Regions from separate parts of the Homo sapiens genome. Here region 2 is linked to region 1. A link is a loop called in an ENCODE intact Hi-C map of the cell type or tissue named here. Cell type or tissue: CD4-positive, alpha-beta T cell. All regions are shown on one strand. Links, peaks and the distances in the headings refer to the core of each region. The heading gives the core; the rest is flanking DNA.

Region 1 (16,246 bases), core at 1,201-9,200:
TAGATTAGTAGCATGACCTTGGATAAGTCTTCTAATCTTTTAGCCCTCAGTTTTAAAATCTGTTAAGTGGGACTAAACACTTTACAAGGTGGGCTTTGAGTCACAATTAGAAATGTATACATGTAAGTGAAGGGAGTTTTAGGAAGACAGTGGTTTTACATGTTTTTGAAGTTTCTTTTGATTCTGGTGTTTTGAAGCTTTTCAAGACATTCAGACTCATTTTGGGGAGAAGGCAGGGTGCAGAAATCTGACTTGGCTTTGCAGATGGTGACCATTCCCTCTGCCAGCTTAAGCCAGACACATTAGCATAGTCTACTCAGTGTTTTATTTTTCTTGTACTTAGTGTTTTAAGTAGCAACTAGAACTACATTGGGCAAGAATTTTATTAACTTGGTTATTTTATTGTATTTTAATTATAATTAGAGATAGGGTCTCACTACGTTGCCCAAGCTGGTCTCAAACTCCTGGGCTCAAGCAATCCTCCCACCTCAGCCTCCCAAAGTGCTGGGATTACAGGCATGAGCCACTGCACCTGGCCTTAACTTAGTTTTGAAATTGACTTGACATTGGGTTTTATTGTTCCAGACTGCTGTACTGGACCTCTGTATGGTGTTCTTATTTCTCAGTTATTTAAGGAAAACTGAACTGAGGAAGAAATTTCCATAGCTGTTAGGGGGTGGGAGGGATATTTATATGATGTCTTTATTTTGGAGACTTCAACATAGGTGAAAGATAATCTGTTAAAATTTTAAAAATTAACAGAATATTCTAACGTAGAAGTTTTGCTCTCCTACTCCATGTTGCTCTTTTTTTTTTTTTTTTTTTTAAATAACCAGCCTAAACTGTTCTCCAGGAATTCTTCTACCACTGAGCCCATTTGGTGGATTTACTTATTTTTCACTCTTTGTTTGTATTTGGTTATCTTGAATCTTTTCTCTACACCATCAGACAGCAGTTCTCCACCAGGATCCAGGGCCCCCTTTGGGAGAGGAGGATGTGTTTGGAAAAAACCTCGTAGATGATGCTAGATACCCTCCTTGACATTCACTGCTTCTATTTTTTAAAATCTGTTTTAATTTTTTTTTTTTTCTTTTTAAAGAGACTAGGTCTTGCACTGTCACCCAGGCTGGAGTACAGTGGCGCAATCATGGCTCACTGCAGCCTCAATCTCCCGGGCTCAAGCAATCCTCCTACCTCAGCCTCCCAAGTAACTGGGACTACAGGAATGTACTGCCACAGCCAGATAATTTTTAAATTTTTTGTAGCGACCTGGTGTCACTATTTTGCCCAGGCTGGTCTCGAACTTCTGGTCTTGAACTTCTGGGCTCAAATGATCCTCCTGCCTAAGCATTCCAAAGTGCTAGGATTATAGGCATGAGCCACAATGCCCAGCCTAAAAACTTATTTTGTGCCTGCTAAATAAGTACTAGGAGCTGTTAGGGAAACAAGGCTCAGAGCCTCAAGGCAAGAGATAAACTCCAAATAGCGAGAAGTACGGCAGCTGTGGTGTAGGTAAGGTGCAGGTGAGATAGATATTAAGCAAATAATTGTAATTTAAAAATCTTGGTTGTGATCAGGGGCTCTGTGAAGGCTTTTGATACACTTAGCCTTGGGTGGGAAGAGAGGAGAGGAAGTTGTGGAAAGCTGCTTAGAGAAAGTGGCATTTAAGCTGAGATGGGGAGGATGAGTAGTTCATAGCCAGGCAAAGTGGAGGAGGGGAGAATGCGTGCCACTTGGGCAGAGAGTGAAGCTCGGTGAGAGAGAGATGGGGCCGGAGAGTTTAGAGTCTTTCAGACAGCATCAGCAACTAAGGGAAGCCATTGGATGGTTCTAAGCAGGGGAGAGTCTTGGCCAGATGAGCATTTTACAAAGGATGTTCTGTTTGGGGAACAGATGGGGGAGCATAAGAGCCGAGTGAGGAGGCCAGGTAGGAAGCTGTTCCAGCGATGCAGGAATAGATGATAGTAGCTAGCACCAAGGGGCCGTACCGAGGGAGAAAAGGCTGAATGGAGAACTGTTTGGGGGTGATAAGACTGATTATGCGAGGTAAGAAAGTCAGTTACAATGAGGACTCGAGGTTAAGATGAAAGGACTGTCGAATTGTTTTTAATGCTGTTGGGGGTCAAATCAGGTAAGGAATGAAAGTGTCCAATAGACTTAGGGATATGGAGGTCTCTGGCTTTTAGGGAGATCGTCTTGAACAGTGGGAGGAGAGGGTAGGAAGGTGATTGGTGTGAGCTGAGGTGGGAGTGGGAGTGGAGGGAGCCCTTAGGCTGGCAACACCCCAGCTCTTGCAGACCACACCTTCTGCGGCATGGGGCTGGGAGGGGAGGGCAGCCGCACCTCTGGGAGCTCCTGGTCAGCATTCCTAAGTCTAACTGAGTATTAAACATCTGGCATTTTTCTTTCTGTGTTTCCTGACAGTGGGAAGCCTTCAGCCTTCCAGAACTACAGAATTTCTTGCGCATCTTGGACAAGGAAGAAGATGAACAGCTGCAGAACCTGAAGAGGCGCTACACAGCCTACAGGCAGAAGCTGGAAGAAGCCCTCCGTGAGGTGTGGAAGCCTGATTAAAGCGGGGCTCCCTGCCCGTGAGGCCCGGTGCAGGACCGATGTACAAAACAGCAGCAAGTGCCTCTCTTCTCAGAGGGCTGCTGTCTTGCCCCACTATGCTAGGGTCTTCGCCTTTCTATCTGTAGATTTTGTTCCCCAAACCTGGTCACACAGCATCCTGCACCTTAGCGTCCCATGTAAGGGACTCTGCAAGCTTGTTGTTCAGCACCGCAGTGTTACCTCTTGGCAAGCTGTGAACCTGTCGCCTCATCAGGAGCATTCGAGGGTGCTTGGAAGCATGAACTCTGGGGGTGTTTTTTTTTTTGGTTATTTTAATTATGTGATGATGCTGTTAAGCTTACAGATATGCAGTTGATTTTTTAAAAAGCTTAACTAGGAATCTTTCTGAATACTTGTCCTATTTTGAAACTACCTGTCTGGTTTTTTGTTTGGTTTTGTTTTCTTTTTTTAATGTCAGAGGAATCTATCCATGTGAATCGAAAGGCACAGGAATCTAGGAACTCTGAGGAATTTATTGTGAAGGATTTTGTTAGGGGGTTGACAGAGAAAGCAAAGTGTAAGTTTGGAAGAAGGCATGTGCGGTGGTGGCGAGTGCTGCGGGCTATGGAAGGTGACTTGGCTTTTCAGTTAGGGGTAGTGGAGAAAGGGGTAGTTGCTTGTAAACGAGTTAAAAGCATTCAGTGTGGAGGTGTTAAACCCATTTTAGGATCGCTTGGTTTCCTGGTGGGTAGAATATGGGAACAGAGCCAGAGGCAGGAGCTAAACCAAAAGGAGGGACCCATGAACTCTGCAGCTGACCAATCAGAGAATCAGGCAGGTGTAGCCTACTGACCTGGGCAGAGGTGGGCCTCACGCAGCTGGATCCGACCCTTTAATTCTGCCCTTTTGGAGTGGAAGGTCTGATTGGTGTAGCTGCTCTGCATAGGCAGGACAGTGACAGTTCACTAACTCTTGTTAAGTTACATAGTGTATAGCTTTCCCCCCACAGGTGGTTTTCAAAGTTGAGACGGAATTTGGGTAGGGGCAGCTGTTTTTCCCTTGATTGTTAGCTAGGATATTTGTCAAGTAAACTTTGGTGACAATCACTCTCTTCCCTTTTATTCCTCCTTTCCTTTTCCTTTCTTCCCTTTTTTCTTTCCTTCCCTGCTGTCTCCCACCCTACCTTGTTCTTTTCCTCCCTCCCTCCCTCCCTCCCTCCCTCCCTCCCTCCTTCCCTCCCTCTCTCTCCCTCTCCCTTTCTTTTCTACATTGAAATCTGTTCTTACATAATAGAGAACAGGGCTATTGAATAAAGACCCAATCCTACCAGATCTTTAGTTCTAAAGGGCAACTTGACTGTGAGTAGGAGGGCCCCCAAGAAAGGGAGGAAAGTCCACACCCAGCTAACCACACAACAGGGCTTCATTATGGAAATATTTTAACAAAAGTACATGTTATTACCAACCAAAGAGATGCATGTGCAATAGAAGCCTTCCTTAAAAACAGGCTAAATAACCTCATTTTATGCAGCAGTTTAATCTGAGAACAGAGGGAAAGGTGTGCAGTGGTTCCAGAGGGGCCTTATATTCTATTTTTAGTCTAGATATTTTTTGTTTATAAATTCCCAAGGAATTGTTAACACTTTGGTGACACCTAATGGATTCTTTTTGAAATTCCAAGGTGCTTCAGTTCTTTGCCCAAGTGAACTGTGCCTTTTATTGCATTTCTGTTCGTCTCTTGGTGGCTCTTCTGACTTTTTGGAGAATACCCATCTTGTTGGAGGCAGACTTAAGTTGTTATGCTGTGCCACACAATTTACTGAGACAATCATATCTTCCTAAGCATTTAAGGAAAGTTGAAAAAAATAGAATTAGCTATAAAATATGTATGGCACATCTTGTTTAATTTTGCATGTAACTTCTCTTTTGTACATTGATGAGGTTTTAGTGACATTGTCATCCAACACTTTACCTTTATTGTTCAGGGAATGCCTTCGTGATTTTTTGTACTGGTTTTATTATTCAGACTATGGCCTGGATTTGAGTATATTGTTATTACCACCTGGTTTTTTAATTATTCATCCCAGTAAACTTATATTTTGTGAAGCATTTGTTTCTCAGATTAAGACACTGTTAGAACCTAAAGTAGTAGCTGATGGGTATCTGTGAATTTTTTTTTTTTTTTTTTTTTTACTTGAAGTAGATTGTCTGAATAGGCATCCTCATCTATATTTACCCAAAACCTCGCTTACTGTCATGTGCACTACAAATTGCAATTTGGAAACCTACTGTATTGAAATTCTGTCAGTTTATGGTTCTTGAAGACTGATGTCCTTTCCCAAACACTGGTTACTGCAGCAGCATTTTTAATGTGTAAGTGAAGAAAAAAGGCCACTAAGGCCAAAGATTTTTTAAGAATCATTGTACAAATCATTATGTTAAACTATCTAAGCTTTGCTGTAATACTGTTTTCTCTTCAATATGTGATGGTACAGGAAGGATGTTAAATGAAGGGGTGGTATTGCAGGAGAGCATTTTAAATGGCAGAAGTAAAAAGTTATAATATTTATAATTTTGATGGGTTTAAGTTTATTTTTGTAGGGAAGATTTTTCTCCCCTAAAATAGTTTCTAGAATGGCAAAATTGTTTCCATTATTAAAAATTGAAGTTATTAGTTGTTTATGTGTGTTTATTTATGATAATATGCTAGATTTAAAAAGGTCACAGGAGTGCGCTGAGCTGCTTTTGCACATATACACAGGGACACATGCTGGAATGCAACAACTTTACTAGGTTCGCGTGGGTCATATTTGTTCTCCCAGATATCATTTTCTCTTTGCCTTATCCTCTGAGGAAAAATAACCCTAAGCTCACACAGCATATTCCAATGTATTTAAAACAATTGTTTTAATTTTTGAAATATACACATTTAAAAGTATATAAAGCATGCAAAAGAGGAGGGAGGCCGAGAGTGAAAAAATAAAAATAAAAAAGCATGCGAACAGTTTAAAGGATTATTATATAAAATGGACACCCCCTGACCATTACTAAAATAGAACCTTGTCAGTTCTTTAGAAATCTCTCCCTCCACCCCTGTTCTTGCCCTGAGGTCTCCTACCCCTGAAACATACCACTTCAACATAAAGTGAGTATTTGTATTTTTTTGGTCACCATGACTGCCTTACACAGATGGGATGGATAGTGTCTGGGGAACCACAGGGACGATGGAGTGCCACCCTCTGCGCACCTGCACCTCGGCTTTGTGCCATGGTTTCAGCTTCCATGCCTGCTGTTGGGAGTGTTTTTACTACTACACTGCCCCCTGGAGGGGCTGATGAAAGGAGCAAGGCTGGCACCAGGTGGTAGAGGCCTTTCACGTACCATAGCTGCTCCCTAAATAAAAATACTGTGATAGAAAATTATGGCTCTGTATAATTTTGCTTTTCTACTGAAATATTCAGAGGAATCAGGTTTGGGGGTTCTACTTGGGTTACTACCCAAGGTGCGTGGAGAATGTTTGGGAATTTTTATATTTTTATCCTTTATTTTTTTTGGAGATGGAGTCTCAATGTGCCACCCAGGCTAGAGTGCAGTGGCATGATCTTGGCTCACTGTAACCTCCACCTCCCAGGTTCAAGCGATTCTCCTGCCTCAGCCTCCCTAGTAGCTGGGATTACAGGTGCCTGCCACCATACCCGACTAATTTTTTTTTTTGTATTTTTAGTAGCGACGGGGTTTCTCCACGTTGGCTAGGCTGGTCTCAAACTCCTGACCTCAAGTGACCAACACACCTCAGCCTCCCAAAGTGCTGGGATTACAGGTAGGACTTTTTTTTTTAAGTCAATTTTTATTACTAAAAAAAAACCTTTTTTTTTGAGATAGAGTTTCACTCTGTCTCCCAGGCTGGAGTGCAGTGGCACGATCTGGGCTCACTGCAACCTCTACCTCCTAGGTTCAAGCAATTGTCCTGCCTCAGCCTCTGGAGTAGATGGGATTACAGGCGTGTGCCACCACACCTGGCTAATTTTTGTATTTTTAGTAAAGACGGGGTTTCACCCTGTTGGCCAAGGTGGTCTCAAACTCCTGACCTCAGGTAATCTGCCGGCCTTGGCCTCCCAGAGTGCTGGGATTACAGGTGTGAGCCACCGTGCCTGGCTCACATGAATATTTATTGAAACAACAGTTATCAGTTGGTGACAAATTCGGAGACACTGTCAGATAACGCTAATTAGGTATTTTGTTTTATTGAAAGAAGGGGGCTGGGCGCGGTGGCTCATGCCTGTAATCCCAGCATTTTGGGAGGCCGAGGTGGGCAGATCATGAGGTCAGGAGTTTGAGACCAGCCTGACCAAACATGGTGAAACCCCGTTTCTACTAAAAATACAAAAATTAGCTGGGCGTGGTGGCGCACACCTGTAATCCCAGCTACTCAGGAGGCTGAGGCAGGAGAATTGCTTGAGCCAGGGAGGCGGAGGTTGCAGTGAGCCGAGATCGCCCCATTGCACTTAGCCTGGGCGACAAAGTGAAACTCCGTCTCAAAAAAAAAAAAAAAGAAAAGGGGCCAGGCACAGTGGCTCATGCCTGTAATCCCAGCACTCTGGGAGGCCAAGGCGGGCTGATCTCTTGAGGCCAGGAGTTCAAGACCAGGTTGGCCAACATGGCAAAACCTCTTCTCTGCTAAAAATATAAAAATTAGCCAGGCGTGGTGGCACACGACTGCTGTCTCAGCTACTCAAGAGGCTGAGGCAGGAGAATTGCTTGAACCCGGGAGGCGGGGTTCAAGCCCCGTGATTGCGCCACTGTACTCCAGTGAGCCGTGAGTACTGCAGTGAGCCATGATTGCGCCACTGTACTCCAGCCTGGGCAACAGAGCAAGACTCTATCTCAAAAAAAAAAAAAAAAAAAAAAAGGGTGGTGGTGAAGGTCTACACTATAGTAGCCAATGCCAACAAAGTGCTTACCATGTGCTAGGCATTCTTCTGAAATGCTTAATATGTATCAACTCATTGACTCTCCTGTGACGTTATCACACTATTTCGTCATATCCCTTTTTTCACAAATGTGGAAATGGACATGTTGAGGTTTAGCAGCTTGCTCAAGGCCACTGTGTGAGTGAGTGGCAGAGCCGGACACTGCCCCGTTTCTCTACCATCTTTTCCTGTAAGTGCTCTCTAGTTTCTCAGTTAAATTGCCTATTGAGTAAAGGAGCAAAAGTCTGTTAAATTGCCGTAATGGACAGTTTGCCCAGAAGCGTAACTGTTTTGGTGCCATTGGGGTTTGTTGATATCAGTGTGTTCTCATCCATTTTGGTTCATTTATCATTTCATTCAGGTGATTATACTAAGTCACATAGAATGAAATGCTGACCTGTGCTTTCTTTTTATTTTTTCGGATGGGGTTTCACCTTGTCATCCAGGCTGGAATGTAGTGGCGTGATTACGGCTCACTGCAGCCTTAACCTCCTGGGCTTAAGAGATCCTCCCATCTCAGCCTCTCAAGTAGCTGGGACAACAGGTGCCTGCCACCACATCCAGCTAATTTTTTTTCATTTTTGTAAAGATGGAGTCAGGCTATATTACCCACGCTGGTCTCAAACTCCTGGGCTTAAGTGATCCTCCTGCTTTGGCCTCCTAAAGGGCTGGGATTACAACCACCATGCCCAGCCCAGACCTGTATTTTCATTTAGAGGTTCTGTTGCATGGGGGAAATAACACGGCAGGTAACCAAACTTAGTGGTCTCACTGTAGTTGGTAAGACAATTCTCCTGGAACCACCAGAAGAACAGCTTCAGTACTACAGAGTGCTATAGGAGCCACAAAACTTGTGCAAAGGTTTGACTCATGGAACCATTCCCCCAAACAAGGCTCATCCTCTGCAGAGAGAAACTAGGAGGTAAGTATTCAAAGTCTAAAGCATATGCTTGTGTGGTGTGAATCACTACTTGCTTAATTGAATGTTCAAGAAAGAAGTTTTATATAAGGATAAAGGTGGGGGGGCAGGTGTGGTGAAGGCTGGAATAGGAGGGAGTGGGGACTAGCTGGGTTATATACCAACAACTCTGAAGCTAAATCATTTATTCCATCTTCAGGCTTGGATCTGGGTTTGGGTTTTTGTTTTTTGTCTTTTGGGGTTTTTTTGCCTGTTGGTTTTGGTTTCATTTTGTTTTGTTTTTTGACAAGTCTTTCCCTATTCCAGGAGATGAGAATAGCAGGGTACAGGATAGACCCCTTTGATCTTAAATAGTGTTTCCAAAGGATGATTGTGGTTCTCACGTGTCTGGCTGAGGCTGCATTTGGCATCAAGTGAACTCTGAAAGCTCCTCTCTTCTTCTTGTTTCTGAGAAATGTGAGCACCTTTAAGTATTATTTACGCACAAACAACAAAACATCAGGGCTCTTTGTAAACCTCAAAAGAAATTGGGATTTGACTTTGTTTTGGGGAGGGAGTTATTTCAATCAGGAGAGTTCATTTTTTTCTCTTTCTAAACGAGGAGTTCCGATTACAATGGGCCTGGGTCATTAAGGGCATCTATCTGGTTTGTGTTTGCTGGCATATGTACTGCCGGCTGTTGAGCCACGCTTTGTGGACACGTGGGATTCATTAAGCCCTCTGTGGTTCCTGTCTCTGAAGTGGCTTTCTAGGGAGGCTCTGCTCTACAGGGTTTTTCCATTTACAGGTGCAATAAAATTTGTTTAAATTCTAAAAATTCTGAAGCAGCAAACTTTAGTGCCTTGCCAAAACTTAGAATTCTTGAATTACTGCTGTTGCAGGCAGGGAGGCAACAGCTTAAATTCAAACCTTTTACTCAGAACTATAAATGGTGTCTTCAGATTCTTTTAAAGATGGTGAACATTTCAAACATTTTTCTTGCATATGTGATCTTTGCAAGGAAAACATTCATAGTCAATTTTGTTTAGGTCAGATTGAGTATTTCGAGGCCTTATTAATAAAAGATGCTTGACTGAGCAGGTAAGGCCAACCATAGAAACTGAGGAACAAAAAGACCAGCTTTCAGAAAACTTCCAGTTCTTTTTTTTTTTTTTTCTGAGACAGAGTCTCACTCTTGCGCCCAGGCTGGAGTGCAGTGGCTCGGTCTTGGCTCACTGCAGCCTGCGCCTCCCAAGTTCAAGCGATTCTCCTGACTCAACCTCCCAAGTAGCTGGGATTACAGGCACCCACCACCACGCCCAGCTAATTTTTGTATTTTTAGTAGAGACAGGGTTTCACCATGTTGGCCAGGCTGGTCTTGAACTGCTAACTTCAGGTGATCCACCCGCCTCGGCCTCCCAAAGTGCTGCGATTACAGAGGTGAGCCACTGTGCCCAGCCATCAGAAAACTTCCAGTTCTATCGCCTTTATCTAGATACAGTTTGTATAGGAGTTTGTGTGTGCTGGGGAAGGAAGTGGGCTTTAAGGGTGTAGTGGTGTTGGGGAGGCCAGAAATAATGTCCCCTTTATCATGGAAAGTTATTTGTTATGAAGGTGGTAGTTAGGAAAAGGCAACGTTTAGGATCTTTCGGAAGATATTTCAAGACAAAATGAGGTTACCACACTATTTCTTCACAGACTGCCTTCGGAACTGTGGAAGGTGCTGAATTTTGTTTTTTCGAGGTAGGTCTTGCTCTGTTACACAGTAGCATGATCATAGCTCACTGAAGCCTCTAGTTTCTAGGCTCAAGCAATCATCCCACCTCAGCCTCCCAAGTAGCTGGGACTAGAGGGGCATGCCACCATGCCCAGCAAATTTTTTAATTTTTTTGTAGAGATGAGGTCTGGCTATGTTGCCCAGGCTGGTCTCGAAATCCTGGCCTCATGATCTTTCTGTCTTGACCTCTCAAGACACTAGGATTATAGGTGTAAGCCACTGCCCAGGCTGATTTTTTAAAGGCAGATTTTTCTGTTCATTGACTCTGAAGCTACTTAATCTGAATCTCTGGTACTGGCCCCTGAGAATCTGCCATTTTAATAAGTGCCCCCTATTTTTTCAAATGCTGACTGCAAATCCTAGAGCTCTACAGAGGGTTTCTGGGGCTGAAGGGATACATCATTGTGCACAGAGTATTTCCCTCATACCCCTTGTTTTGAAATTTTAAATAAATTACTTCCAAATTGAGAGTAATGACTAGCCTGCAAAGAGGCTTTCTGACCTGCCTCACTTAGCCCTGGAAAGGACAATTCTATATACCCTGTTCCCCTGGACCATGGCTAATTGGATCTTAGACCTCTGTTGAAAGGCCATTGATCAACTAGATTTTCTCAAAATTTTATTTATTTATTTATTTATTTATTTATTTATTTATTTAGAGACAGAGTCTCGCTCTGTTGCCCAGGCTGGTGTGCAGTGGCATGATCTTGGCTCACTGCAGCCTCCACCTCCCGGGTTCAAGTGATTCTTGGGCCTTACCCTCCCAATTAGCTGAGATTACAGGTGCCCACCACCACACCTGGCAGATTTTTTTTTTTTTTTTAGTAGGGATGGCGTTTCGCCATGTTGGCCAGCCTGGTCTCAAACTCCTGGCCTCAGGTGATCTGCTCGCCTCGGCCTCCCAAAGTGCTGGGATTACATGCATGAGCCACCGTGCCGGCCATAGCGAAACTTGTGGCCAGCTACTTGGGAGACTGAGACAGGAGAATCTCTTGAACCTAGGAGGCAGAGGTTGCAGTGAGCCGAGATTTTGTCACTGTACTCCAGCCTGGGTGACAGAGTGGGACTCCCTCTCAAAAAAAAAAAAAAAAAAAAAATTACTCTTGTTACTCTTATTCTGTTCTCTCTCTCTACATATATATATATATGTATGTATACATACATATATATATGTATGTATACATACATATATATATGTATGTATACATACATATATATATGTATGTATATAGTGACCTCTATTATCTATTGGCTAGCTTCAAAGAAGCTTGCCAAATGACAAGTGCTGATATTGCTGCTGCAACCAACTTCATAGGTCTTTCAGGAATTTACTGTTTACAAGTGTCTGCAGTATGAAGCTTTAATGCATATGATCTATAATATTCTAACCTAACATTTAAGCTTCCACATTATTGGAAACACAGTCGGGTCTACATGTGGTCTCTTCTTTCCCTCTTTCCCTCCCTCCTTTCTATCTTATTTAATGTCCTTGTATCCTGTGATATCTGTACTCTTTTTTTTTTTTTTTTTTGAGATGGAGTCTTGCTCTGTCGCCCAGGCTGGAGTGCAGTGACACAATCTTGGCTCACTGCAAGCTCTGCCTCCTGGGTTTATGCCATTCTCCTGCCTCAGCCTCCTGAGTAGCTGGGACTACAGGCGCCCGCCACCACGCCCAGCTAATTTTTTTGTATTTTTTTAGTAGAGACAGGGTTTCACTATGTTAGCTAGGATGGTCTCGATCTCCTGACCTTGTGATCTGCCCGCCTCGGCCTCCCAAAATGCTGGGATTACAGGTGTGAGGCACCATCCCGGCCTATTTATTTTTTAATTGAGATGGAGTTTCGCTCTTTTTGCCCAGGCTGGAGTGCAATGGCACCATCTCGGCTCACTGCAACCTCCGCCTCCTGCTTTCAAGTGATTCTCCTGTCTCAGCCTCCCAAGTAGCTGGGATTACAGGCATACATCACCACGCCTGGCTAATTTTGTATTTTTAGTAGAGACGGGGGTTTCTCCATGTTGGTCAGGCTGATCTCGAACTCCCGACCTCAGGTGATCTGCCCACCTCGGCCTCCCAAAGTACTGGGATTACAGGCATGAGCCACCACACCTGGCCTGTTTTTATTTTTTATTTTTCAAGTCCGCACTGCCTGGTCCCATGACCCACCCCCTAGAACTGGGTAGATTATGATGAGTGAGAACATCATGAACTCTGTTATGAAAATCAGAGTCCATGTGTAGTGTAAACTGTTAAGTGTCATAGAGATAAAATTCAGTGTACTATGAGTGTATAACAGGAGGACAGAGAAGGCGTCCTTGAGAAAGTGATTTAGAGCTGAGATCTTGAGGAGGAGGAGGAGGGGTTACCTAGAAGAATAACTTACATGAACATGTTCTGCATGGTGGGGACTGGTGTCTGAGGTCTTTCTTTTTGACAGTGTGTTTTATCGGGATTACTCTTGCCGGTTCGCCGCCTCCCCATGGCAAAAACCTCAATTACTTTTGTACCAACCTATAATATTATAAGCAAAGAACTTTAGGCCTAAATAATTCTCCTCATGTTAAGAGTTCATCTTTGGCAAGGGTGGAGTTAAAATTAACAATGGCAGGCCAGGCGCGGTGGCTCCCGCCTGTAATCCCAGCACTTTGGGAGGCTGAGGCGGGAGGATCACCTGAGGTCAGGAGTTCTAGACCAGCCTGGCCAACATGCACCTAGCTGGGCATGGTGGCGCCCAACTCTCAGCTACTTGGGAGACTGAGGCAGGAGAATTGCTTGAACCAGGGAGATGGAGGTTGCTGTGAGCTGAGATCGCATCACTGCACTCCAGCCTGGGCGACAGAGTAGGACTCTGTCCCCGCCGCCCTCCCCCCAGAAAAATTTACAGTGGCAATTGCTCTGGCTCAAACATATTTTTTCCCCTTGTAAAATGGAGAGGATATCACTTGTTTGCCTACCTCACAGGGCTGCTGTGAGGACCAAATTGGGAATGTGCAAGTATCTTGTGCATTGTAATTCCTGGTATAGCGTGAGATGGTATTATTTTCCAACTATTTGTTCCTACAATAATGTGGCTGTTTCAATTCTGGGCCAATGATAGATGCTTATCTCTCATTCTAGAGGCATCCTAGGTGCCAATTTCCAAGATGGACATTTTTCCAAGCAGAAAGGGTTTTGTTTTCTTTTAAAAATTCATGGCCGGGCGTGGTGGCTCACACCTGTAATCCCAGCACTTTGGGAGGCCAAGGTGGGTGGATCGCCTGAGGTCAGGAGTTTGAGACCAGCCTGGCCAACATAGTGAAACCCCATCTCTACTAAAAAAAATACAAAAATTAGCTGGGCGTGGTGGTGAGCACCTGTAATCCCAGCTACTCGGGAAGCTGAGGCAGGAGAATCGCTTGAACCTGGAAGGCGGAGGTTGCAGTGAGCCAAGATTGCGCCATTGGACTCCAGCCTGGGCAACAAGAGCGAAACTCCATCTCAAAAAATAAAATAAGATAAAATAAAAATTCATGCTAAGGGAAGGAAATAGAGTTAAAAGCAAAACATTCAAGATTCTTAGGGTGATTGGTAGGCCAGATTGTTTAGTGCCTTGCCTTGTGCTCCCTAAAAATACAGTCACAAAGTGTTCTTTCTTCCTTGACAAGATAGAGTCCAAATGCTCAGAGCAGCTGAGACTGGGGATGCCCAGGTTTTCATATCAACATAAGGCACAGAGTGGTGTTGCATGATCCAAACCAGACGGCTGTGTGTCGGTGCAGTCGGGGGCCTTGACCTTTGTTTCTAGTCCATGTTTTTATGCATGTAAATTCTCCCCTAGATAGTAATCTCCTTGGAGACTGGACCATATCTTCAGTTCACTTTGCATCTCTCCTAGCTGCAGGGCACAGCATTTGTGGGACTAAACATTTCATAGACATGTCTGGAAACAGCTAGTTGGGCAGCTTTGAGACAGGAAGGTAGCCCTCTACAGAGAGACCCGGAGCTGCAGCTTCCTGCTGCTCCTCATCCAGCCAGTGTTCACCTTTGGCTGAACTCTTAAACAGGACCTTCGTTGGCATTACAGGAAGAAGGAGAGGGGCCAGGATGATTGCAGGCCAGAGTGTTGTTATCCCCTGCTGTGCAGAGGACCAGACGTGGCATCATGGGCTTCATCCTCTGTGGGAGCATTGATGGGCATTGAGCTTTAGGCTGAAGCCTGCCCTGATAGATGACAAAGTGAATAGTCACTTGCACCAGACTGCTGGAAAGAACCCGAGTTGTCATGTTGATCTCAGGCCTAATTAGTGTGCTGCTCACTTAATCTGGGAGACGCTGGGTAAAAGGGACTGGGAGAAAATGTACACGAAGCAGCCCCTTTCTTAGGGACTTAAGTGGGAACAGAATCAATTGTGCATCTGAGCTACTTTCCCATCGTTGGGAGGAGGAAGGGAGAAGTGACTGATGGTCTTGATTTGGACAACAGGTGCCTCGGAAACCCAGCCAGAATCTTGGCGTGCTGCAGCTGCTGAGGGGCCACTCTCCCAAGCTGCAACTCTCCCTCGCACCAGCTTTTGGAAGTTACAGAGACCCACTAGAGAGAAGACTTTGGACTCATGACTGGAGCCTTCCAGCCAAGAGTCCATTAAAATATTTTCCAACATGTGCTGAGAACATTTTAGCAACCATTCCAACAAAGAAGCTTCCATTTGGTTTTAGTAACAATAGCTAGGAACCAGTGCTTATTTCTATTATTTCAGTATGTAATGTACATATTTTCCCCCACTTTGGAGACAATCTGAGCCTCTACCGCTGGACAGCTCTGCTCTACCCTGTAGTAAAAAGGGCTCACTGCTCGATGCACCGGAAGCTGATACCACGACACTGGGTTTTTTGTTGTTTTTGAGAAAAGCTTTATATTATATATAAGTCGACTCACAAGGAGATAGGAGTGTCAAGCTCAAATATTTCTCCCTGTGCTGTCTTTAAGGCAGGCAGTAATTTTATTAGAAAAGATTAGACAGGCATGCTGGAGCATGCCTGTAGCATGCCTGTAGTCCCAGCTGCTTGGGAGGCTGAGGCAAGAGGATCATTTGAGCACAGGTGCCATTGCACTCCAGCCTAGGTGACAGACTGAAACCCTGTCTCCAAAAAAAAGAAAAAAAAAGATTTAGGCCAGGCACCATGGCTCATGCCTGTAATCCCAGCACTTTGGGAGACTGAGGTGGGAGGATCACTTGAGGCCAGGAGTTCAAGAACAGCATGGGAAACATAGTGAGATCCCATTCCATTTCTACAAAGAATTAGCTGGGTGTGGTGCCATGTGCCTGTGTCCCAGCTACTCGGGAGGCTAAGGCAGGAGGATTGCTTGAGGCTGGGTGGTTGAGGCTGCGGTGAGCCATGATCACAACACTGTACTCCAGTCTAGGCAACATAGCAAGCCCATGTCTCAAACTGCCCCTGCAAAACCCCCAAAACATAGAGCCCCATCTCTACAAAAAAATAAAGGAGTTTGGGGGTGGATACTGGGATTAGCAGGTGCTTGGTGGAAGGAAAAGGGAAGTCTGGAAAGTCCTTGGGTGCATGTAGTTATTTCTTTATGCAAACTCATGGGTCAAAGGTGCAAATTTGGGGAGTTCATGTGAAATATGCAGTGGAAATTCAGGCTGTGACGTCAGCAGACTCGTTCTATGCAAAATCTAGTTAGCTAGTTTTCTTTTAAAATCTGCTATCCTGTAAATTCAAGAATTTTTGTTACTGTTTTTTAATCCTTTGAGGGCACAATTTTAATTTTAGCTTTTTATTTTTATTTATTTATTTTTTTGAGATGGAGTTTCACTCTTGTTGCCCAGGCTGGAGTGCAGTGGTGCGATCTTGGCTCACTACAACCTCCACCTCCTGGGTTCAAGTGATTCTCTTGCCTCAGCCTCCTGAGTAGCTGGGATTACAGGTACCTGCCACCACGCCCAGCTAATTTTTGTATTTTTAGTAGAGACGGGGGTTTCACCATGTTGCCCAGGCTGGTCTCGAACTCCTGACCTCAGGTGATCCACCTGCCTTGGCCTCCCAAAGTGC
Region 2 (16,246 bases), core at 2,890-10,889, 150 kb before region 1:
CTTCCTGGGATGGCCGAGGCCGGAGGCGGCTCCCTCAGTCTGCAGGGAGGTGTGGAGGGAGAGGCACGGGCGGGAACCGGGGCTGCGCGCCAGCTAGATAGAGTTCCGGGTGGGCGTGGGCTTGGCGGGGCCCCGCACTTGGAGTGGCGGGCCCCGCACTTGGAGTGGCGGGCCCCGCACTTGGAGTGGCGGGCCCCGCACTTGGAGTGGCGGGCCCCGCACTTGGAGTGGCGGGCCCCGCACTTGGAGTGGCGGGCCCCGCACTTGGAGTGGCGGGCCCCGCACTTGGAGTGGCGGGCCCCGCACTTGGAGTGGCGGGCCCCGCACTTGGAGTGGCGGGCCCCGCACTTGGAGTGGCCGGCCGGCGCCGCCCGCCCAGGCAGTGAGGGGCTTAGCACCCGGGCTAGCAGCTGCGGAGGGTGCTTTGGGTCCCACAGCAGTGCCGGCCCACCAGCGCTGCGCTCGATTTCTCGCCGGGCCTTAGCTGCCTCCCCACGGGGCAGGGCTCGGGACCTGCAGCCAGCCATGCCTGAGTTTCCCGCCCCCCGGCTCCCCGCCCGCCCCCCCCGTGCCCGCCCGCCCCCCGCTCCCCACCCGCCTGCCCACCCCCCACTCCCCCACTCCCCCACACCCTCCCCCCGCCGCCCCCCGCTCTCCCCCGCCCCCCGCCGTGGGCTCCTGCACGGCCCGAGCCTCCCCGACAAGCCCCACCCCCTGTTCCATGGCACCCGGTCCCATCCACTGCCCAAGGGCTGAGGAGTGCGGGCGCACGGCGCGGGACTGGCAGGTGGCTCCGCCTGCGCCCCTAGTGCGCGATCCACTGGGTGAAGCCTGCTGGGCTCCTGAGTCTAGTGAGGACTTGGAGAACCTTTATGTCTAGCTAAGGGATTGTGAATACACTAATTGGCTCTCAGTATCTAGCTCAAGGTTTGTAAATGCACCAATCAGCACTCTGGGTCTAGCTCAGGCTTTGTAAATACACCAATCAGCACTCTGTACCTAGCTAATCTAGTGGGGACATGGAGAACTTTTGTGTCTATCTCAGGGATTGTAAACGCACCAATCAGCAGCCTCTCAAAACGGACCAATCAGCTCTCTGTAAAACAGACCAATTGGCTCTCTGTAAAATGGACCAATCAGCAGGATGTGGGTGGGGCCAGATAAGAGAATAAAGCAGGCTGCCAGAGCACGCCTTGGCACCTCGGTGGGGGTCCCGTTCCGCACAGTTCTTTAGGTGTTTGCAATAAATCCTGGTACTGCTCACTCTTTGGGTCACACTGCGTTTATGAGCTGTAACGCCCACCGTGAAACGCTCATCGCGAAGGTCTGCAGCTTCACTCGTGAAGCCATCGAGACCACGAACCCACCGGGAGGAATGAACAACTCCAGACGCACTGCCTTAAGAGCTCTCACACTCACTTCGAAGGTCTGCAGCTTCAGTACTGTGCTAGCGAGACCACGAACCAACCAGAAGGAACAAACTTCTAACACATCAGAAGGAACAAACTCCAGACATGCTGCTTTCAAGAACTGTAATACTCACCGGGAGGGTCCGCGGGTTCATTCTTGAAGTCCCTGAGACCAAGAACCCACCAATTCCAGACACAGTGGTGCACGCCTGTGGTCCCAACTACCTGGGAGGCTGAGGTGGGAGGATCACTTGAGCTGGCAAGGTTAAGGCTGCAGTGAGCTGGGACCCGCACCACTGCCCTTAAGCCTGGGCAACAGAGTGAGACCCTGTCTCAAAAAAAAAAAAGGCTATTTTTTCAACGGTTTGGGGGCACTTGCATTAAATTATCTGAGTGTCTTGTCAGTTTCTGGGAGCTCACAGGCATGTCTGGATAGAATTACTGAAACTAGGCAGCAATATTTATCCTTCCTGCATATGGTAATGAAACTAATTTTCAGTTTAGGCCAAGAGGCTGATTCTTCACTGCCCTCTGACCAATGCTGAGTACAAAAGACCAAATACATGAGTTTGCCACTTGTTTTTCCCTAACAAAGTTAACTCTTGATCAGAACAGTAATAGCTGTTTAGAAGAGTGTGTTCAGCGTGTGTGGTTTACATATGCTAAATTCCCATTCAACTCAATTACACTTGGCAGGGACACAGAAAGCTAATGGGGAATCTGTAAAGGGCATGAACAATAGCTTTTCTGGCAGATTGATGGCTTCGTTTTATGTAGTATCTGATGTGAAGTTTACAACTGGAGCCGATTGGAGTTTGTGCAAAGTTGTACTAGCCTTTAAATTAAGAAAATGCCTTCATGTCAGGAAAAAAAGCTTGGATTGGGGATGCAGCTTGTAATTTAATAGGATGACTTGGGAGACAGCAGCGAGGATAATAGAGGTATTATGAGCAGCTCTAGGGAGAATGAATATATGCTTGTTTGGCTTGGAAAAAAATGTGGAGTTCAAGTGTAAGGTTTAAACAAATGCTTTGCAAAGTTTCTCAAAAGGTACCTGAACTACTGATACTTGAGTAACTCGCATTGTTTTCTTATATTGATTTTGAAAAAGTAATACTGAGCTCTCTGATGTGGCTCTAAAAATTTTAGAAAATGATGAAGTATTTTGATATTTAATTTATTTTAGTTCAATTCTTATAAAATTACAGAATTTAAGATTCAGAAATTGATGTCTTAGAGAGTGCCAGATTTGATTTGATAGACGGGTTTATAAAGATCACGTGAAAGGCGGCTTCCCAATGGGTTGAGCATAAAATTATTCTAGATTAGGGTGAGAATCCCCTCATTTAAGAAAGCTCCTCTTGGCGGGCCGCAATGGCTCATGCCTGTAATCCCAGCACTTCGGGAGGCCAAGCCAGGAAGATCACTGGAGCCCAGGAGTTCGAGACCAGCCTCGCAATGTAGTGAGACCTCATCTCTACAAAAAAATTTAAAATGAGGCAGGAAGATCGCTTGAGCCCTGCAGGTTGAGGCTGCAGTGAGCCATGATCACACCACTACATTCCTGCCTGGGTGACAGAGTGAGACCCTGCCTCGAAGAAAAAAGAGAGAGACCATCCTGGCTAACACAGTGAAACCCCGTCTCTACTAAAAATACAAAGAAATTAGCGGGACGTGGCAGCAGGCGCTTGTAGTCCCAGCTACTCTGGAGGCTGAGGCAGGAGAATGGCGTGAACCAGGGAGGCGAAGCTTGCAGTGAGCTGAGATTACGCCAATGCGCTCCAGCCTCCGCGACAGAGCAAGACTCCGTCTCAAAAAAAAAAAAAAAAAAAAAAAAAGAATGCCAAAAATGCCACTCCAGCACATAATTTTCTGTATATACACGCAGGTGATAATGATACGTACTTCATAAGGCATCATAAGTATTAGATTATTTCCCAAATACTTTTGCATACCCGAAGTGTGGTGCTGTAATACATTGTTTTATTTATTTATTTATTTATTTTGAGACGGAGTCTCGCTCTGTTGCCCAGGCTGAAGTGCAGTGGCGCGATCTTGGCTCACTGCAAGCTCCGCCTCCCGGGTTCATGCCATTCTCCTGCCTCAGTCTCCCAAGTAACTGGGACTACAGGCGCCTGCCACCACGCCCAGCTAGTTTTTTGTATTTTTAGTAGAGACGGGGTTTCACCATGTTAGCCAGGATGGTCTCGATCTCCTGACCTCGTGATACACCCGCCTAGGCCCCCCAAAGTGCTGGGATAAAAGGCGTGAGCCACTGCACCTGGCCAATACATTGTTTTAATAGTCTATCAAATCAGTCTACTCTTGTGAATTGATTTGATACTGCACTTAACTTTTTTTCTTATTGGCTTTAAAGGTGATGAATGATAAATGCAATGGTTCTCAAGTCATTAACAGAATTCTAAATCTTGTCAATATCTCAAGACCCAGGATTTTAGCCTTTTGGATATGTGTGTCAGCTGATTATGTAGGAGATCTCTCAACCCAATTATAATCCCCAGTGTTGTTGGCTTCAAGCACTGATAGAGCGATAAACTTCAGAAAGGTTTCAATTTGGTCCTTGAAAAGAACTATTTAAGCAGAAACTCCTAGAAGCTATAGAATTTGGCCAAGAACCACAAAAACCATTCCCTCATTCTTATTTTGCTCCCACTTTTTGATATGGAGAGGACATTGAAAGATTGTTGGGGCCAGGCATGGTGGCTCACACCTGTAATCCCAACATTTGGGAAGCCGAGGCATGTGGATTGCTTGAGCCTGGGAATTCAAGATCAGCCTGGCCAACATGGTGAACCCCGTCTCTACTAAATATTAAAAAATGAGCCAAGTGTGGTGGCACACACCTGTAATCCCTGCTACTCAGGAGACTGAGGCACGAGAATTGCTTGAACCCAGGAGGTGGAAGTTGCAGTGAGCCGAGATCACACCAGTGTACTCCAGTCTGTGTGACAGAGAGAGACTTGATCTAAAAAAAAAAAAAAAAGCCAGGCACGGTGACTCACGCCTGTAATCCCAGCACTTTGGGAGGCTGAGGCAGGCGGATCACAAGGTCAAGAGATTGAGACCATCCTGGCCAACATAATGAAACCCCCATCTCTACTAAAAATACAAAAATTAACTGGGCGTGGTGGGACACACCTGTAGTCCCAGATACTCAGGAGGCTGAGGCAGGAGAATCGCTTGAACGCAGGAGGCGGAGGTTGCAGTGAGCGGAGATCATGTCACTGCATTCCAGCCTGGCAACAGAGTGAGACTCCGTCTCAAAAAAAAGAGAAAGAAAAAAGAAGGGAAGGAAGGACGGAAGGAAGGAAGGAAGGAACTTTTCAACTATAAAATATTTTAAAACATATTTAGTTATTTGTCAGCTTTAGAGTTTGATGAAAGCTGGTATTCAGTTTCTAAATTCAATACCATGAAGAAGATGAAACTCAACTTTGATCGATTTTTCAAATCAAATTCTTCCCCCCCACAACCTTGATTCAGGATCAAATTCCTGTTGTATTGCATATATTTTTGTGATTATAAAAACAATGCATGATTATTAAAGAAACTGTGGAAAATGTAAAAAGGTTAAGAAAAACGTTAAAATTGCCTATAATCCCACCACCCAGAGAGATATAATTGCCCTTAGTATTTTAGTGTCCTTCATTCCTCTCTTTTTTCAGTGTCCATTGTCTATATGTATTTCTTCGTAAAACTGGAAATCAGTATTTGGATAGATACAGACATAGATATGTTTTCACCCTTCCTTACAATGTGACCATGTTTCCTGCCGCTCTATATTCTCTGAAAAAGTGAGCTCTAAGGTGTAATATTTATGAATCTTTCATATTGATTTAACAATTCTACTTCATATCTTTTTAAATTTTTTATTGTATTTTATTTATTTATTTTGAGACAGGGTCTCACTCTGTCGCCCAGGCTGGAGTGCAGTGGCGCAATCACAGCTCACTGCAGTCTTGATCTCCTGGGCTCAAGGGATCCTCAGCCTCCCAAGTAGCTGGGACCATGGGCAGGCACCATCATGCCCAGCTAGTTTTTTTTATTTTTATTTATTTATTTTTTTTGTAGAGAAGAGGTCTCACCATCTTGGTCAGGCTGGTCTCGAACTCCTGGGCTCAAGCTATCCTCCTGCCTTGGCCTCCCAAAGTGCCAGGATTATAGGCATGAGCCACAGCACCTGGCCAACAATTTTACTTCTTTTGGTGCATTTCTTACTGTTGAACATGAAGCTGCAACAATATCTTTGTATGAAAATCTTTTCCTACATTTCTTCTTGTTTCCTTAATACAGATTCTGAAGGAGGATTTATCGGTCAAGAGTTTTAATAGCCCTTAATACATACTGCCAACTTCTTTAATAGGAACTTCATACCAGTTTATACCCTTTCCAGCAGTTCACAAACAAACTTAGCTCACTATAAATTCATCCATAGTCTCCTGAGTAATGTATTCCACCTAAAATCTTTAAATTTTAAATCCATTTTAAAATTCAATTTTAAAGGGCTTAGTGCTTTAAGATTTGGTGGGCAGGGTGAGGGAATGATCCAGTGGTTTGATCTGTTCCAATTTTCAAATTGTCATTAGTGAAGTTAAGACTCAGAGGTTAGTAATTTTTGTAAGCCCTTGATCTGGTCTTTCTCAGAGGATGTGGACTTCACAATCAATTGTCTTCAAGGCCCTGAGAGTGGATCCTTTCCCAAGTGGGAAAGGAAAGGGAAGGTCTGAGTGAACTCCCAGAAAAGTGGGGTACGATAGCCCAACAACACTTGAATTTCTAATTGGGGTAAGGTGGGGACATAAGGGTGAAGGTGTTAGAAGAGATACTGGAAATAAGGAAAACAGTCCTAGTTATTAAAATCCCTGAGGGGTTTGACTAAATGTGGAGAGACAGACTGTTCTTCTGCCAGTTGTAGATCCTACAGAAGACCGGGTGCAGTGGTTCTGGCCTATAATCCCAACACTTTGGGGGGATCACTTGAGCCCAGAAATTTGAGAACTGCCTGGACAACATAGTGAGACCCTATCTCTAAAAAGAATTTTTAAATGTTGAAAGCTAATCAGAGGCCACAAAGTCATTCTTAAAGTCATTGTGCACTTTGCTTCCTTTGTTGTATGTTTGTTTCCTTTGTAACTGATTTACTACTTTACACACTCAGATTTTTAATTATAGCAGCAATTACTAGATTCAATGACATAAAGTTACCATTTCTGTCAGTAAAGATTCAATACCAGCTAATTTCACACAGTTCAATTTCACACCTGGGGAATTAATTATTCTTAATCATTAGGAGTCAATGGTAAAACTTTCTGATGAAAGCACCTGTAGCAAGGCCTCTACCAAGCTCCCCTCCTGTGGGGGGTGTTGACATGGCGGCCAGCAGCCAGCACAGCCTCTCTCTCCTGAGCCCCATAAGCGGAGGTAGGGATACAGTAGTTGGTGTGTTTGTGACAGCAAAGCCACCAGAGGGAGCTCTAGCATTGACTCCTATATGTTTGTCTGTGTGCCACGGATTCAAAGAAAAACAATAAATATCTAATGATTGCTTGTGTTTTTGAGCACTCCTTGCACAGTCCTAAGGTTTAGACACAATCATATCAATATCATTTCATTGTTAACATGAATTAAGCTTCTTTGTGTCTGTCAGATATTCTTTCATGCTTACCACAAGTCTATCAAGATATTATTATTCTCACTTTGATTGATGAGGGAGGTGATTAAGTTTTACAGAAATTAAGTGATTTTACAAAAGAAGAAATAACACAGAGATTTTATCTATAGTCTCAGCGCCCCCCACCCCCTTCCCACCTCCATTAAAGTTCTCCTTCCTGCCCTCTCTTTTCTCTTTTCCTACTGGGAATCTAAAGGAGATAAATCTTGCTTTAAAACTAAGGAAACAAAGAAGAATGCGTTTTATTTTGTGTAAATTATTCTTCAATATATTTAACATGTAAGGGGAAAACAAGAAAGGGAAAGGAAACGAGAAGGGGAAAGAAAGGGAGAAGAGAGAAGAGGGGAGAGGAGGAGAGGAGAGGAGAAAGAAAAGGAGAAGAGAAGAGAAAGAAAAGAAAAGAGAAATAGCCAGGCACAGTGCCCCATGCCTGTAATCCTAGCACTTTGGGAGGCCGAGGTGGGTGGATCACCTGAGGTCAGGAGTTCAAGACCAGCCTGGCCAACGTGGCGAAACCCTATCTCTACTAAAAATACAAAAATTAGCCAGGTGTGGTGGTGCACACCTGTAATCCCAGAGGCTGACGTAGGAGATTCGCTTGAACCCGGGAGGCAAGGTTGCAGTGAGCCAAGATTGTGGCACAGCACTCCAGCTTGGACAACAGAGCAAGACTCCGTCTCCAAAAAACGAAAAGAAAAAGGAGGCCAGGAGTGGTGGTGGGTGCCTGTAACCCCAGCTACTTGGAAGGCTGAAGTGGGAGAATTGCGTGAGCCCAGGAGGAGGTTGCAGTGAGCCAGGATCTAGCCACTGCAGTCCAGCCTGAGAGAGGGAGAGAGACTCCATCTCAAAAAAAAAAAAAGAAAGAAAGAAAGGAAAAAAAAAAGAGAGAAAGAGCTGATGCTCATGTCCATAAAGCCCGAAAATGTTCCAATCCTGCCGGCTCACTGCTAAGGGAATACTTCAACCCACAGCACCCCACCTCCACCCACACATTCCTTAGGCTACTGTTTCTATGACTCCTTTTCCCTCCTCAAGCTTGCCCGAGATGGCTGTTTGATCTTGGTTTCACCCTTATTCAAATTCAGAAGTAGGGGCAGAGACCAGAGGAAGATGTTAGGAATATCCATAACCCCCAAAGATGGCCACTAGACTTACTTCTACAGCACTTTACAGTACCAGACATGTACAAAGTACCTATGCACAGATTAAGAGCAAGGACGGTCAAGGTATACAGCCGCATATTTGCTGAATGGACTTAGTTAAGTCACTTAATCTCATCCATAAAATGTATGTAATAGGCGGGCACTATAACATGCAAAATGTATTTAATAGGCTCACTCCTGTAATCCCAGCACTTTGGGAGGCTGAGGCGAGTGGATCACTTGAGCCCAGGAGTTTGAGACCAGGCTGGGCAACATGGCAAAACCCTGGCTCTACAAAAAATGCCAAAAATTAGCCGGGCATGGTGGTGCGCGCCTGTAGTCCCAGCTACTTAGGAGGCTGAGGTGGGACGATCACTTGAACCTGGGAGGTTGAGGCTGCAGTGAGCCATGATCATGCCACTGCACTCCAATCTGGGAGACAGAGTAAGACCCTGTCTCAAAAATAATATGCATGTAGTAAATGTAATCATGTCTACTACTTAGCATTGCTGTGGAGATTTAATTAGGCAATGCATAGAAAAGTACTTAGCCTGGTGTTTGGTGGGAAACTTCAATTAATGTTAACTAATATTATTGTTTTCTTTAATACTCACAACAATCGTATTTGTCCATTTAGCCTAGAACTTGGCATAGACACATGGTTTGTAAGCGTGTTTGTGGTTAACAGCAGTCTTCAGTTAAAGAGAGGCGAACCAACTTGCCAAAGGTCCACAGCTAGTTTTACAACTACGAAATGTTTTCCAAAATATTTTCAGTTTTTCTGTGAGACTGAGAGATATTATCTTCAAATAGATTACGAGATGTGCACAGCAACGTCCACCCGCCTTACACAAGAGCAAACAGCTTTCCAAAAGCCATCAGAAAACCCCTGGGGTTTGTTGGTCCAAGAACAGAAACAATGCAGTCACACCCAGACCCTAAATTTAGGGGGGCCTTAGAGTTAGTTTTATTTAAATATTGTAATGTGACTCTGAGCAAGCAACATTTTCTCTGTGCTTTGTTTTTTAAAGGACATGGGAAAATTTACTTTGGGGAGCCAGGGCGCTTGGCTAGAAAGGGAAGGAGGAAAGAGAGAAAGGAAAGGGTAGAGGGAAAGCTGAGACCTGAGACCCAGGAGAACTCGGGCAAGAGATTTGAACCCTGGGTTCCACTGCCCTTATTTTCTTTTTTTAATTTTATTTTTAGTTCTGGGGTACATGTGCAGGATGTGCAGGTACATGTGCAGGATAAATTTAATTTTTATTTTTAGTTCTGGGGTACATGTGCAGGATGTGCAGATTTGTTACATAGGCAGATGTGTGCCATGGCAGTTTGCTGCACCTATCAACCCATCACCTAGGTATTAAGCCCAACATCCACTAACTATTTTTCCTAAGGCTCTCCCTCCCGCTACCCCACCTCCTGACAGGCCCCAGTGTGTGTTGTTCCCCTCCCTGTGTCCATGTGTTCTCATTGTTCAGCTCCCACTTATAAGTGAGAACATGTGGTGTTTGGTTTTCTGTTCCCGAGTTAGTTTGCTGAGAAAAATGACTTCCAGCTCCATCCATGTCCCTGCAAAGGACATGATCTCGTTCCTTTATATGGCTGCATAGTATTCCATAGTGTATATGTACCACATTTCCTTTATCCAGTCTATCATTGGTGGGCATTTGGGTTGATTCTATCCTTATTTTCTTTTTCTTTCTTTCTTTTTTTTGAGATGGAGTTTCGCTCTTGTCACCCAGGCTGGAGTGCAATGGCGCAATCTCTGCTCACCGGCCTCCGTCCTTATTTTCAAAAATAGCAACTTGGGGCCGGGCTCGGTGGCTCACACCTATAATCCCAGTACTTTGGGAGGCCAAGGCGGGTGGATCACGAGGTCAGGAGATCGAGACCAGCCTGGCCGACATGGCAAAACCCCATCTCCACTAAAAATACAAAAATTAGCCGGGTGTGGTGCCACACACCAAAGGCCTGTGAGTCTATAAACGTTTTCTGTCTGCCCTCATCCTGCAGCACTTTCCACACAATCTCTTTTTGATATCACATGATATTTTATATGCTCAGTACCAACTTTAGAGGTCTGCAAGTTGTTAGCTTTTCCTTTTCGGTAACTTTGTTAATATCATTATTAGAAGTCCAGTTCAATAATTACACTAGGTTCAGTTTAAATAGGAAGCAAACAGCTATATGTCTAAGTGCAGAACTGCTGACAAGTGAGGGTGGACCGGGGGGTTAAATATTCCTGACATTGGGCCAGGGAGAGTTGAAAGTTTGCCAATTGTGGTACTGGTAAACTACTGCAAAGAAATTTGGAAGAGTTATTAAGAATTACAAGAAGATAGATGCTTCAGGATAATATGTCATTTGCAAAGAGAAGTATGCCATTTGGGGTCAAAAAACATCTGATGCACTGTCCAGGTCACAGAAATCACCAAATCTCAGAAGGAGACGAGACCTTGGATGTCAGGCAACCTGACTTCCTTTCCAATCAGGCTTATAATCCAACAGGTGACCATCCAGCCTCTACGTAAGCATTTCTCCAGAAGGGAAGTTTCTTAATTTAAGAAGTTGTCTGGACTGAGTGCAGTGGCTCACACCTGTAATCCCAGCACTTTGGGAGGTGGAGGTGGGTGAATCACTTGAGCCCAGGAGTTCAAGACCAACCTGGCCAACATGGCAAAAACCTGTCTCTACAAGAAATACAAAAATTAGCCAGGCATGGTGGCATGTACTTGTAATCTTAGCAACTCGAGAGGCTGAGGTGGGAGGATTCCCTGAGCCTGGGAGGCCAAGGCTGAAGTGAGCTGTGATTACGCTACTGCATTCCAGCCTGGGTGACAGAGTGAGATCCTGTCTCAAAAAAAAAAAAAAAAAGAAAGAAAAAAAAAAGTTGTCTGGGGCATGGTTAGGACTATGCACTTTTGGATTAAGAATGCATTTGTCTCCCTGTAGTTTTAGCCCATTGGCCCAGTTTCTGATTTGAAGAACACAACAGAACACATTCTTCTCTTTTCAGACCTATGACTATCTTTCTCTTCTCTGGGTCACTGTCCCTCATAAAATGTGACGAAAGCAAAGGTTCAGGGTCAATGCTGTCAAAATTCAGATGAGCACTGGGCTTAGCAAATGGAGGGATTAATCCTGACAAGAGCAAATTCAGTAGATTGAAATGTGTGTGTGGTTTTTTCATTTGTTTGTTTTTGAGATGGAGTTTCACTCTTGTCGCCCAGGCTGGAGTGCAGTGGCGCGATCTTGGCTCACTGCAACCTTTGCCTCCTAGGTTCAAGAGATTCTCCTGCCTCAGCTTCCTGAGTAGCTGGGATCATAAGCACGCACCACCACGCCTGGCTAATTTTTGTATTTTTAGTAGAGACAGGGTTTCGCCATGTTGGCCAGGCTGGTCTCGAACTCCTGAACTCAGGTGATCCACCCACCTTGGCTTCCTAAACTGCTGGGATTACAGGCATGAGCCACGGTGCCTGGCCCAAAATGTGTTTTAAATAGAAAGGGGAAAAGGATCAGAGACTGAGAGTACAGACAATTCTTTCAAGGAATTTTGCTCCCAAGGGGAACTAGAAATGGGATGACAGTGAACCCAACTCCCATGACAATTACAACATGTTTGAAATTACTTTTGTGTATTTTTTACTTGTTTATTGTCTATCTTCTCCCACTAGAATATAAGCTCTGGCAGCAGGACTTTGCCGCCTTCACCATTGTATTCTCAGTCCCTGGCACATAGTGGAGGCTCAATTAATATTTGTTGGATAAATGAATAATGCATTTTGAAAACTGGAAGATTCTGGATCTTACAGTTTTATTGTTTGAAAAAAAATTTTTTAGGCCACTTATGGTGGCTCATGCCTGTAATCCCAGCACTTTGGGAGGCCAAGGTGGGCGGATCACCTGAGGTCAGGAGTCCAAGACCAGCCTGGCCAACATGGTGAAACCCCGTCTTTACTAAAAATACAAAAACCAGCTGGGTGTGGTGGTGCACATCTGTAATCCCAGCTACTCGGGAGGCTGAGGTGGGGGAATCGCTTGAACCCGGGAGATGGAGGTTACAGTGAGCCAAGATCGCACCACTGCACTCCAGTGGGTGACAGAGTCAGACTCTGTCAAAAAAAAAAAAATTTGATTCTAGAAATGTAGTCTTGCTATGTTGTCCAGGCTGGACTTGAACTCCTGGGCTTAAGGGATCCTCTCACCCCAGCCTTCTGAGTAGTTATGACTATGGGTATACACCACTGTGCCCAGCTAGAATCTTAATGTCTTAAACAAGAAATGTATACCTCTTAAGAAACTCTGATGGAACAGTATTTTTGTTTTACCATAGAAAGCCTCTACCGGCCGGGCACGGTGGCTCACGCCTGTAATCCCAGGACTTTGGGAGGCCGAGGCAGGCGGATCATGAGGTCAGGAGATTGAGACCATCCTGGCTAACATGGTGAAACCCTGTCTCTACTAAAAATGCAAAAAATTAGCAAGGTATGGTGGCGGGCGCTTATAGTCCCAGCTACTCGGGAGGCTGAGGCAGGAGAATGGTGTAAAGCCAGGAGGCGGAGCTTGCAGTGAGCTGAGATCGCACCACTGCACTCCAGCCTGGGCAACAGAGCAAGACTCTATCTCAAAAAAAAAAAAAGCCTCTACCTTGGCCAGGTGTCACGGCTCATGCCTGTAATCCTAGAACTTTGGGAGGCCAAGGTAGGAGGATCACTTGAAGCAGGAGTTTGAGACCAGCCTGGGCAACATAAAGAGATCTATTAAAAAAAAGAAAAAAGAAAAAGTCTCCCCCTTAAAATAGATTAATGAGGCTTCAGGATACACCTCTGCATAGGTTGGGTCATCAAAGAAGCAGAAGCCAAGATGGGATTGCACATGAGAGAGATTTACCGTGGGAATGTCTGTGATGGATAAAGGGGAGGGAGCCAGAGAAAGAGAAAAGCCTTCCCACAGCAACACAGAGCTGACACCTGTGAAGAGAGAGGGGAAGGTGAGAGATTGGGTGGGAAGAGTCTGAGGGTGCAGCACAGTTCTAAAAAGACCTTGAGTGGGGAGTGGAAAGGATCTCACTCTGTCACCCAGGCTGGAGTGCAGTGGCCGTGATCATGGCTCACTGCAGCCTCAGCCTCTGGTGCTCAGGTCCCACCTCAGCCTCTTCAGTACCTGGGACTGCAGGCATGCACACCACACCCAGCTAATTTTTTGGTATTTTTTTTGTAGAGATGGGGTCTTGCCATGTTGCCCAGGCTGGTCTCGAATTCCTGGGCTCAAGAGATCCTCCCACCTTGGCCTCTCAAAGTGCTGGGATTACAGGGGTGTAATCCTGCATCTGGCCAAGTGGGGAGTTCTTCTATAAAAGAGCCTGCCCCTGCCTGTTAAAGGAGTCCTTCCTTTTGCAGGAATCGGCCTACATGAGTACCTTCTCCTTGCTCCGTCAGGCTGGGGGCAGCCTGTAGGAAGTGTGGTCTTCAAGAAAATGGGTCCAGGGGTCTGCAGCCGGGGCCATCAGTCAGTTATGCTCGCCACAGCAGAAGAGCTGAGCAGTGGGGACTCACAGCTGCCACAGTTCACCCCTGTATCCCAGATCTACTTTTCCGTGCAGACTGGGGAGCAGCTCCTCTTCTCTTCCCGAGGGGAAAGCCCTATAGCTGCAGTTGGTCTCAGGGGCACAATTGGTATTCATTTCTTCCTTCCATCCCTGCCCCCTACCCCTTTTTTTTTTTTTTTTTTTTTGAGACAAGTCTTGCTCCGTCGCCCAGGCTGAAGTGCAGTGGTGCCATCTCAGCTCACTGCAACCTCTGCTTCCCGGGTTCAAGCGATTCTCCTGCCTCAGCCTCCCAAGTAGCTGGGATTACAGGCGTGCGCCACCATGCCTGGCTAATTTTTGTATTTTTAGTACAGACGGGGTTTCCCCATGTTGGCCAGGCTGATCTCGACCTCCTGACCTCAGGTGATCCGCCCACCTCGGCCTCCCAAAGTGCTAGGATTACAGGTATGAGCCACCGTGCCCAGCTTTCCCTGCCCATCTTAAATTCCCTTAACCTTAGGCTCTCACCTTGGCAGTTCTCAGTGCTTACCTTGTTATGTGACCCAAACTGTCACTCCTAAGAGCCTGAGTTCCTGGCAATCATGCTGTTTTGAGACTGGGGGTTGCTCTGTATGTCCATACACAGTTACAGTGGGGCAAGGAAGTACCGGGAAGTGCCCAACTGGGTCACATGGGTTCCACATAAATTCTTCCCTGACCCCATGTATAAGCACAGCCCTACCTCTTCCTGCTGGTAATTGACTAGAGTCAATTACTCCTGCCACAATGGTGACTCTTCTCACCTGCTGGTCTCACAGGAGTTCATAGTACCCTGGCAATAACTGCAGCTTGCAATTCAGTGTTCCCTGGCAAAAGTGTACCCCCTTTGGACCTCCAATTCTGCAGAGCCTAGAGTTGTAGGGATGGGAAGCACGGAGTCTCCCAGTGGGTCACTGGGAGTGATGGTAGGTAAGGCTGCTCCTGCTTCCATCCCTTGGTTCCCAGATCCATTTATTCTTTCTACGGGGAACACAGCACCACAGAGACATCTCTGATTTAATGCATATTCCTCATCCTGAAGATGGCACTCGATATTTGCATGGTGTTGCCTCTGAGCTGGTACTTTAGTTATCTTTAGAAGCCATGCTATTGCATCCAGCTGCTTCTGGATGGTATAATGCACGATATGACCAGTGGATCCCATGGTCATGGGTCCACTCCTGCACCTCCTGTATTATAATTGGGTCCCCTGGTCAGATGCTACGTCATAAGTGATTTCATACCTATGGATCAGGCATTGTATAAGACCCCAGACAGTCATGCTGGCTGAGGCTTTTTGGGCAGAAAACCAAACACATACTCAGAATATATATCTATCCCTTTAAGGATCAACCACTGGCCCTCCAGGATGGAGGGTGCCCAATATAGTAGGCTTGCCAAAAAGTGACCAGTTCTCTTGCTCAAGGAATAGTGCCATACTGAGGGCCTGTTGTCTGTTTTGCTGACAGTTGGACATTCAAAGTCAGCAGTAGCTAAATCAGCCTTGATATGTGAGAGTTCACGCATTGGGATGATGCCTGGGCTCCATTTACGCCACCATAGCTGCTCCATTCATGTGCCCATGGTGCCTGTTGTGGAGTGGCTGATGATGAAGATTAGCTAATGTCACCTGGATAAGTCATTTTGCCTACTTGGTTGATCGGTACCTTTTCCATGGGAGATGCTTTCTGGTGGTTGTTAATATGTGACACAAAAATTTTCATACTCCATGGCCATTCCTATATGTCCAGCCACATGCCTCTATTCCTACTTTATGACTTGGTGGATCTGACAGAAGCCAGTTCATAGTGGGCAGTTCTGGGGGTGTGGTTACTTACAACCATAGTCAAGCATTCTCTTTATCAGAGCCCGGTAAAATGTGAGAAAAGGGCTGGCGTAACTCAAGGAATCAAGTCAATTTAAACCCTATGTCCAATAATCCTTGAAATGACTGAGGATTCCCCTTTCTCTATTTTATAATCACCTGAGTAAATGGCCAGAGGTCTTTCTGAGGAGTGGCTGTAAGGATTATTACAGTAGATATTTGCTGTGGTATGGCAGGCTCCTTCTCCCTAGGGACCCGGCCACCCCTTCAGTCAATGGGTTGCAGATCTGAAAACTGGATCAAGTGTGGGAACGTTGAAGGGATGTGGCTTCTGACTGGAGTGATCTCCCTCAGCCTCCTGCCCCTCCTTTCCTGCCTTTTTCTAGTGTCAACATGACGCTGCACCCTCTTGGCTCCCCATCACTTTTACCCCTAGGGACACCGTGCTCTACTGTCTCACAGCTCCCTTCAGGTCCAGCCCTCTGGCTGCAGCCTGACCTTGCTAGTCATACTGGTGATTGTGGCTGCCTGGCTCCTGACACTCTGGAGCCTCATATTCCCATGGATATTAATGAGTCCAGCTCTGCTACTGTCACTTCTGCCATC

The links. A loop is a pair of places that touch in the nucleus more often than their neighbours do. Peaks named below come from ENCODE experiments on the same cell type or tissue, not always from the same donor. Only the 100,000 strongest peaks of a DNase experiment are listed, where the experiment ranks them.
Region 2: a loop joins it to region 1, with 14 times the contacts of the local background. A loop is called at or near these places in 110 of 110 quality-filtered maps.

The regions. Positions count from the first base shown.
Region 1 is chr12:64,692,339-64,708,584 of GRCh38, forward strand. It overlaps RASSF3 (Ras association domain family member 3), which reads left to right. Exons shown (of 5, transcript NM_178169.4): 5 at 2,425-5,226. The coding sequence ends at 2,574. Among named protein-coding and RNA genes, the nearest start is that of GNS, 59 kb to the right of the region's middle. RefSeq lists a silencer at 1,851-2,145. In CD4-positive, alpha-beta T cell, for the core only: CTCF peaks have their summits at 4,206, 5,885 (motif pointing left) and 6,094; DNase peaks (open chromatin) are centred at 4,213, 5,853, 7,603 and 9,153; H3K27ac peaks cover 3,122 bases.
Region 2 is chr12:64,542,874-64,559,119 of GRCh38, forward strand. It overlaps a transcript of RASSF3 not described here. Among named protein-coding and RNA genes, the nearest start is that of RASSF3-DT, 58 kb to the right of the region's middle. RefSeq lists an enhancer at 6,730-6,779. In CD4-positive, alpha-beta T cell, for the core only: CTCF peaks have their summits at 6,904 (motif pointing right) and 7,103; a DNase peak (open chromatin) is centred at 6,888.